Linked DNA regions of Homo sapiens: region 2 is linked to region 1. A link is a loop called in an ENCODE intact Hi-C map of the cell type or tissue named here. Cell type or tissue: breast epithelium. All regions are shown on one strand. Region 1 overlaps RAD51B (RAD51 paralog B). Region 2 has its middle 200 kb from the start of RAD51B-AS1.

Region 1 (5,000 bases):
CAAGAATTTCATATGCAGCCAAACTAAGCAAAGGAGAAATAAGATCCTTTTCAGACAAACAAATGCTAAGGGAATTTGTTACCATTAGACCTGCCTTACGAGAGGTCCTGAAGGGAGTGTTAAATATAAAAAGGAAAGACCATCACCAGCCACTACAAAAACACACTTAAGTACATAGACCATTGCCACTATAAAGCAACAACACAAACAAGTCTGCATAATAACCGGCTAACAACATGATGACAATATCAAATCCACATGTCAATATTAACGTTGAATGTAAACAAGCTAAATGCCCCAATTATAAGGCACAGAGTGGCAAGTTGGACAAAGAGTCAAGACCCAATGGTGTGCCATCTTCAAGAGACCCACCTCACATGCAATGACACCCATAAGCTCAAAATAAAGGGATAGAGAAAAATCTACCAAGCAAACAGAAAATAGAAAAAAGTAGGGGTTGCTATTATAACAGACAAAGCCGACTTTAAACCACTAAAGATAAAAAAAGACAAAAATGGTTTCCAGCTTCATCCACGTCCCTACAAAGGACATGAACTCATCATTTTTGAAGGGGAACATCACACACTGGGGCCTGTTGTGGGGTGGGGGGAGCGGGGAAGGATAGCATTAGTAGATATACCTAATGTAAATGACGAGTTAATGGGTGCAGCACACCAACATGGCACATGTATACATATGTAACAAACCTGCACGCTGTGCACATGTACCCTAGAACTTAAACTATAATAAAAAAAATATATATATATAATATATATATAAAAGACAAGGGCACTACATAATGGTAAAGCATTCAATTCAACAAAAAGACCTAATTATCCTATATATGCAGCAAACATAGGAGCACCCAGGTTCATAAAGCAAGTTCTTAAAGACTTATGAAGAGACTGCATAATAATAGTGTGAGACTTCAACACCCCACTGACATTATAAGACAGATCATTAAGACAGAAAACTAATAAATTCAAGACCTGAACTCAACACTTGACCAAATGAACCTAATAGACATCTACAGAACTCCCCACCCAAAAACAGCAGAATATACATTATTTTCATCTGTACAGGGTACATGTTCTAACACTGACCACACAATCAACCATAAAACAATAGTCAACAAATTAAAAAAAAAAACTGCAATCATACCAATCACACTCTTGGACCATAACACAATAAAAATAGAAATCAATACTAAGAAAATCACTTAAAACCATACAATTACATGGAAATAAACAACCTGCTCCTGAGTGACTTTTGGGTAAACAATGAAATTAAGGCAGAAATCAAGAAATTCTTTGAAACTAATGAGAATAAAGATACAACATACCAGAATCTCTGGGACACAGCTACAACAGTGTTAAGAGGAAAGTTTATACTGTTAAAAGCCCATATCAGAAAGTTCAGAAGTTCTCAAGTAAATAACCTAACATCTAACCTAGAGGAAACAGAGAAGCAAGAGCAAACCAACCCCAAAGCTAGCAGAAGATAAGAAATAACCAAAATCAGAGCTGAACTGAACAAAATTGAGATGCAAAAAAAAAAATAATTAAAAAGATCAAAGAATCAAGGAGTTTGTTCCTTGAAAGAATATATAAGATAAACTGCTAGCTAGACTAATAAGAAAAAAAAAGATCCAAATAAACAATCAGAAATGACAAAGGTGATATTCCATCGACCCCACAGAAATACAAAAAACCCTCAGAGAACTACTACAAACGCCTCTATGTACACTAACTAGAAAACCTAGAAGAAATGCATAAATTCCTGGAAACATGCAACCTCCCAAAATTGAACCAGAAAGAAATTAAACTAATGAACAGACCAATAATGAGGTCCGAAATTGAATTAAGTAACAAAAAGCCTACCAAGCAGAAAAATCCCAGGACCAGACATGTTCACGGCCTAATTCTACCAGATGTACAAAGAAGCACTTATACCATTCCTACTGACAATGTTCCAAAAAACTGAGGAAGAGGGACTCCTCAATAACTCATTCTATAAGACCAGTATCAGCCTGACACCAAAATCTGGCAGAGACACAATGTAAAAGACAGCATTGTGGGGGAGGGGGGGAGGGACAGCATTAGGAGATATACCTAATGCAAAATGACCAGTTGGTGCAGCACACCAACATGGCACATGTATACATATGTAACAAACCTGCATGTTGTGCACATGTACCCTAAAACTTAAAGTATAATAATAATAAAATTTTAAAAAAAGAAAAAAAAAAAGAAAGCATCAGGTCAATATCCCTGATGAACATGGATGCAAAAATCTGCAAGAAAATATGAGCAAACTGAATCCAGCAACACATCAAAAAGTTAATACATCATGATTAAGTAAGCTTTATTCCTGAGACGCAGGGCTAGTTCAACATATGTAAATCAATAAATGTTATTCACAACATAAACAGATTTAAAGTAAAAACCATATGATCATCTCCATAGACACAGAAAAAGCTGTCAACATAATCCAACACCCCTTCATGATAAAAACCCTCAACAGACTAGGCATCGAAATGAACATACCTCAAAATACTAAGACCCATTTATGACAAACCCACAGCCAACATCATTCTAAACAGGCAAAATTTGGGAGAACTAGAACAAGATAAGGATGCCCAGTCTCACCACTCCTATTCAACATAGTACAGGAAGTCCTAGCCAGAGCAATCAGGCAAGAGAAAGAAATAAGGCTGGGCACGGTGGCACATGCCTGTAATCCCAGAATTTTGGGAGGCCTAGACAGGCAGATCACTTGAGGTCAGGAGTTCAAGACCAGCTTGGCCAATATGGTGAAACCCCATCTCTACTAAAAATATAAAAATTAGCTGGGAGTGGTAGTGCACGCCTATAGTCCCAGCTACTTGAAAGGCTGAGGCAAGAGAAGGTGAGGAGGTGAGGTTGCAGTGAACCAAGATTGTGCCACTGCACTCCAGCCTAGGCGACAGAGTGAGACTCCATCTCAAAAAGGGAAAGAAATAAAAGGCATCAAAATAGAAAAGAAAAAGCAAAATCATCTCTCTTCACTGACAATATGATTCTATACCTAGAAAACCCTAAAGACTGCTGCTCCAAAAGGCTCCCAGAACTGATAAATGACTTTAGTAAAGTTGAAGGCTACAAAATCAATGCACAAAAATCAGTAGCTTTTCTATACACCAATAACATTCCAGCTGAGAGCCAAGTCAAGAATACAATCCCATTTACAATAGCTACACAAAAAAAATAAAATATCTAGGAATACATCTAACCAAGGAGGTGAACGATCTTTGGAAGGAGAACTACAAAACACTGCTACAAGAAATCATAGATGATACAAACAAATGAAAAAACATTCCATACTCATGGATTTGAAGAATCAATACCGTTAAAATGGCATATTTCCCAAAGCAATGTACAGATTCAAATTACCAATGTCATTTTTCACAGAATTAGAAAAAACTATTCTAACATTCATATGGGAAGTTAAGAGTCTGAAAAGCCAAGGGAATCCTAAGCAAAGAGAACAAAGCTAGAGGCATCACACTACCTGACTTCAAACTATAGCAACCAAAACGGCATGGTACTGGTACAAAAACAGACATAGTGATCAATGGAACAGAATAGAGAACCCAGAAATGAAACCACACACTTACAACCTCTGATCTTTGACAAAGTCAACGAAAATAAAAAAATGGGGAAAGGACTTCCTATTCAATAAATGCTGCTGAGATTACCAGCTAGCCATATGCAGAATAATTAAACTGGACCCCTACCTTTTACCATTTACAAAAATTAACTCAAGATGGATCAACAATTTAAATCTAAGACCCAACCCATAAAAATCCTAGAAGAAAACCAAGGAAAATCCATTCTGGACATCAGCCTTGGCAAAGAACTAATGGCTAAGACCTCAAAAATATTGTAACAAAAACAAAAATTGACAAGTGGTACCTAACTAAAGAGCTTCTGCACAGCAAAAGAAACTATCAACAGAATAAATGGACGCCCTACAGAATAGGAGAAAATATTCACAAACTAGGCATGTGACAAAGGTCTAATATCCAGATTCTATAAGGAACTTAAACAAATCAACAAGCAAAAAATGACCCCATTAAAAGTGGGTAAAGGACATGAACAGACACTTCTCAAAAGAAGACATACATGTGGCCATCAAATATAAAATGCTCAACATCCCTAATCATTAGAGAAATGCAAATCAAAACCACAATGAGATACCATCTCACACCAGCCAGAATGGCTATTATTAAGAAGTCAAAATGGCCAGGCACAGTGGCTCATGCCTATAATCTCAGCAATTTGGGAGGCTGAGGTGGGCGGATCACTTGAGGCCAGGAGTTTGAGACCAGCCTGGCCAACATGGTGAAACCCCATCTCTACTAAAAAATAAAATTAGCTGGGCATGGTAGCACACACCTGTAATCCCAGCTACTCAGGAGGCTGAGGCACGAGAATCACTTGAACCTGGGAGGCAGAGGTTGCAGTGAGCCAAAAGTGCCACTGCCCTCCGGGCTGGGCAACAGAATGAGACTCTGTCCCAAAAAAAAAAAAAAAGTCAAAAAATAATAGATGCTGGAAAGGGTGCAGAGAAAATGGAATGCTTATACACTGTAGGTGGAAATATAAATTAGTTCAATCACTGTGCAAAGGAGTTTGGAGATCTCCCAAAGAACTTAAAACAGAGCTACCATTTGAGCCAGCAATCTCATTGCTGGATATATACCCAAAGGAAAATAAATCACTCTACCAAAAAGACATATGCACTCGTATGTTCACTGCCACAGTATCCACAATAGCAAAGACATGGAATCAACCTAAGTGCCCATCCATGGTAGAGTAGATAAAGAAAATGTGGTAAATATATACCATGGACTACTACACAGCCATAAAAAGAACAAAATCATGTCCTTTGCAGCAACATGGATGCAGCTCTTGGTCATTATCCTAAGTGAATTAACACAGGAACAGAAAACCAAAGAC
Region 2 (5,000 bases), 640 kb before region 1:
TACAGCAAGGAACTGTTGTCCATGTGCCCTCTGCCTTTTCACTCCCTTTCACCCTCCCCACTTTCTCTGAACAGGCAGTCACCTAACATCCAAGGCCATGTGAATACGTACTAAGAGAAGGTGTTGGTAATCCCAGTTAAGAAGGTCTATGGTTTCTCCAGTGGTGTGACCGCACCATCAGGATGGGCTTTGAGGGTGGGAAAGGGATGAGGAGATGCCACTAAAGAATTCTACCAGCGAGATGAACTCAGGCCATCTCACTAAACCCTGTGTGCTTGAAATGGGGAGTTGATGCTTAAAGTTTACAGACTTTGGAGTTGAGGTGTGGGCATGAAAAATATTAGCAAAACCCAAGGTGGCTTAAGGTTCATCCAACTAGTTGGTTGGGTTTAACAAGCAGTTTTTGTCTGGAGATCCTGAGTCCAGCTTAAACAGTGAGGGTCAGAATAATCACTGCAAAATTTGCTTCATTTTAAGCTTTCCTCCGGCTTTTCACCAGGTGTTCTAGTTAGAGAGGCTTATGTTATTGACACAAAGATAGGTCGTTGTTGATTAACTCCGGAGGGGCACAGAGAACTGGGAGAAAGCCAAACTGGCTTCTGCCTCATCTTTGTATCAACTTTCAAGCTGTTAGATTGGTAATGACTGTGGGGTTTGGACGATGGTGCTGGGATGAGAGGCTGGACAAACCCCATATAGGTTTCTGGGCCCCAGAGGACAGCCAGTGGCAATAGACTTAAACCTCCGATTCTAAATAGAATGGGCAGGGATCTGGAGGTGCTCTGGAGGAACTGACTAGAACCCCACAGTAGCAGGTTTGGAAAAACTATCATAGGCTCCTAGGGAAATGTTGCAATTCTAGTCACTAGATAAAAGTGTCAGTCACAGGACAAAGTTTGACCAATGATTTAATCACCTTTGACATACCCGGAGTTCAAGAAAGGGCAAGGAAACACAGACATTTAGACTAGCCTCTCCTTCACTCCTAGACTCACGTCCACTAAAAATAATATGGGCAGACTGAAATTTGAATACATTTGGTTTGGGTTTGGCTTTTAGCCATCTGATGAGGTACAAAAGTAATAGTATCTAATGAATAAATGGTAAAGCATACTACCACAATTCAGTTTTCCCCCTAATCCTCTGGTTGATGCATGAATTCATATAAAGCACAATTTCTCTGACTCATTTGAAATAGGGCAACACCACACGTGACTAGTCGTCCAAAAACCATCATGAAGATTTGTGAATAACTTCCAATAAAGAGCTTTGGGCACTAAGAACACAATTGGCAAAAACTTGATCCAAACCGAGTCCTTCACTTGTGTTTTAAAATCTTAGTTTGAAAGTTATTTGGGACTTCTTAGTCAAGAATCTGGACTTTACAAGACCTGAGGGTGGGGGCTGGAGAAATGCAAGGATCAGGGATAGGGACAAGGGATCCTTGCAGGGGACAGAGAAGACCTTGGGGGTTAATGAAGAGAGAATATCTTCCCACTTGCTTGGTCAGGGTTCCTCAATGGAAGCTCCTCTTGCTTCTGCTGATGTCTGTTTTTTTTTGAAAAGGAAGTAACTCCAAAGACTGGTGGAAGGAGGAAAGGTAGCTGGGTCCCATGGTGGGAACACAATTTTCTTTAGCTGAGAGAGGGATTTTATTTTCATTCCTCTTTTCATTACACACCTTCCCTAATCTTCTGTATATTCTTAAATAAATCTCAACAGCTCTTCCTTCCCACTCACTAGTCCTATACCTCTGTGACTGGGCACTTTAACAGGGTGAGAAGTAAGATCCTGGAGTCAGGGGCTGGAGGTGAGCAGTGAAAAGAGATGCCTAGGCTGTGAGGGTGTAAGGGGACCAGGTCTACAGTTATGAGCAAGAAGCAAGAGGGAATGAGTATGCTTGCAGTAGTCCAGTTAGAGGGTGTAAAGCATGCCCTGGAGTTCATCACTGTCTTGCCCTCTCACAGCCCCTCTAGGAAAAGCTGGCCTTCCCACACCTCCTGCTGCTTGGGCAGCTATGTTTTCAGCGACTTCCTTATCCAACAAAGGTTTGGTTAGCCAGTGACCAATGATGTTGTCTGAGACAAAACACTAAGATAAGTCCGAGCTAATCAGATTCTCTCTTCAGAATTTTAACCAAGGAAAAAAGCCAATGGGAACTGAAGTTGAAAGGCTAAGAGAGAAACACAGGGTGAGCCATGTGCAAACTGAAGTTTTGAGTAAATAAACTATAGTATGCAGGACAAAATCTGCTGGGAGAGTGAGAGTAGCCCTGGGCAGACATGTAAAGAAAAGCAGAGACCCCAGGATAATGAATTCCCAGGGCTGCCTCCCCTCCAGAAGGCTTTCCAATTCTGCACCACCTATATCCTTAACAGTATGTGTCCCCTTTTACCGGAGATAATTGAGACTCCTCTTCCCAATGAAAATAGCCCAACTGGGCCAGGCACGGTGGCTCACGCCTGTAATCCCAGCACTTTGGGAGGCCGAGGCGGGTGGATCACGAGGTCAGGAGATCAAGACCGTCCTGGCTAACACGGTGAAACTCCGTCTCTACTAAAAATACAAAAAATTAGCCGGGCGTGGTGGTGGGCGCCTGTAGTCCCAGCTACTCGGGAGGCTGAGGCAGGAGAATAGCGTGAACCCGGAAGGCGGAGGTTGCAGTGAGCTGAGATCGCGCCACTGTACTCCAGCCTGGGCGACAGAGCAAAACTCTGTCTCAAAAAAAAAAAAAAAAGAAAAAGAAAGAAAATAGCCCAACTGTAACTAAAAGTTTGTACAAGTTTCATGCAGGTAGGTTGAAAGCTGAATTATTGTCTGAAGACATTTGCTTTAGGGAGAGTGAGTGGGCTGGCTCTCAGCAAACATGGCCTACCACCACAGCTTACTTGGAAGCAGCTTGTGTACTTGAGATTAGGTTTTAGGCAGGAAACAGGGTGACCTAATTTCTCCTTTGTTCTTATCACCTCAGGGTACGCGAAGTCTATGTTTGAGACCTGAAGAAAGGAAGTCTTGGCATCTACAAAATACTGGTTTGGTCTGAGAAAGTTAAATCCCTGTTAAGTCACCAAAATCCAGGTCCACAAACCTCTCTGAGGAAAGCTTTAAAACATGATTTTTTCATTGGTTGAAAGGAGCAAAGAGGTGTGGTGGTCATGTTGGTTCACCAACAAGAACTGATGAATCATTTGTTATCTCCCATTTCAAGGCTCAGGAGGGCTAAACTGGAAGGAAAACCAAAAGCAGCTCTTGTCAATATGAGACCTCCTTCATCTCTTATGTCCTCAGCTTTGGAAATGCCCCCAGGCAAGGCTGCCATCAGCACTTGACTGAAAACACATGGAGGCAGCCCATTCAGAGCAGGAATTCATTACTGAAAGAATAATAAGGGAAAGTTTCTCTCTCTTGCAGGGAGAGCTGCTTTCTGGAAAAGTCACAGGGCTTTGAAGGAACGTGCATCATGTCTGGTAACAAGCGGCAGAATGGAAATGGAAGGGCACATTTCCAAAAGTCTTTTCACACAAGGCATGATGGTCTGGGGTCACTCAAACTAGTTGTTCTATCTTGAATGTGTCATTGAAATCAGGCCATGGCTCCCTTGAACCCACTATCCCTTCCCAGAGTTACTTGTGTCTGAAAGCTCTAGGGGAAAAGTACCCAGAGTTAACTGGTCTTTCTTGGCTACCCCTCTATTTCAAAAGGTCACCTGTGGACTAAAATAGGCTGCAAAACTGTTTGGTCTTCCTGAACACTACCCCATAAATCTTTGATGTATGCCAGGTAATCTGAGGGAAAGGTATATACAAGCGTGAATATGGAAGAAGGAAACATTTGCAAGCCCACTGGGTATAGCTGTGCATGCCAAACATTACAGGTGTTCACCAATATCCAGTTCCCCTTTCCTTCAGAACATGGAGGAAGTGGTACCTTCCTGCCTCCTGGAAGTTAGGAGTGGCTGCATGGCCAGGAGAGTAGAAGGAATGTATATCATTTTTTGAGGGAAGGACTTAATTATCAGTGCTCAATCTCTCTCTCTTTCTTACTTTCTTCTCTCTCTCCCCCATCCACCTTTCCCTTCCCCTACTGTGGCAACTGTGGCAGTGCATGTTAATACTGAAGTGCAATATTGAGTCACACATGGAGAGCTTGTCTGGAGAGTCTCAGACATGCATGGATTTTGCAAGTCACTGAGATTTGGGGGGACTGTTTGATAGGGAACAAAACCAAATGTGTCCTGACTTATGTCTAGTGATTTAATGGTTTCCTCTCCTCCCAGATCTATTTGGAGTTTTGGAAAATATGTGTTCCATCTGAACCCTGCCCTCACCGAAATTCAGAAGTAGGCAGTGTGTTTTCTCTCACACTTAGGATGTTTGGCTGAGAAGTGTGATGAGTGCCTTCCCTCCATTTGTGCAAAAGAAGCCTCTTTGAATTCTGGAGTGGAATGAAGAAAGTCCTTTCACAGCCACAGGATAAAAGTGATGGTGATGATATTGAAAATAAAACATGGAAAAAATGACCCTTCCAAATGGTTCCAAGACCAGTTTTTAGGCTAGAATCAGATATTTTGCACTTCTCCTTGCCTTCACTCACTTTTCTCCCATTACCTAATCCTTATCCTCCCTTTCCAGAATTCTCATTTGGCAATCCTGGTTTTGCTGGACAAACTTTTACAACCCTGTCTCTGAGCAGTCATTTTGCTTTGTTCACAACACACAACCTAAAAGACATTATGCACAGAGTTCAAGGCTCTCTGGGTTAATCCAAAATGTTCACCCTGTAGGCTGACGGGGACCACACATTTCTGAATCTTCACCAGGACTGCAATACCTTAATAGAATGGCCAGAAGGCTAGCAGGATTAGGGAGACAAAGTTGAACTTTGATACACACACACATACACACACACACACACACACACCCCTAAAATATCTCTGAATTGCATCATTAATTACTTTCAGTAAAAGTAATTACTTTCAGTAAAAGTAATTAATGATACAA

The links. Hi-C counts contacts between places; a loop is a spot of excess contacts. Peaks named below come from ENCODE experiments on the same cell type or tissue, not always from the same donor. Only the 100,000 strongest peaks of a DNase experiment are listed, where the experiment ranks them.
Region 2: a loop joins it to region 1, with 18 times the contacts of the local background. A loop is called at or near these places in 1 of 110 quality-filtered maps.

What each region holds. Positions count from the first base shown.
Region 1 is chr14:67,840,381-67,845,380 of GRCh38, reverse strand. The region is part of intron 4 of RAD51B (RAD51 paralog B); the gene reads right to left. Among named protein-coding and RNA genes, the nearest start is that of RAD51B, 23 kb to the right of the region's middle. In breast epithelium, no CTCF peak of the experiment used is centred here; no DNase peak of the experiment used is centred here.
Region 2 is chr14:68,482,097-68,487,096 of GRCh38, reverse strand. It overlaps a transcript of RAD51B not described here. Among named protein-coding and RNA genes, the nearest start is that of RAD51B-AS1, 200 kb to the left of the region's middle. In breast epithelium, no CTCF peak of the experiment used is centred here; a DNase peak (open chromatin) is centred at 2,873; H3K27ac peaks cover 974 bases.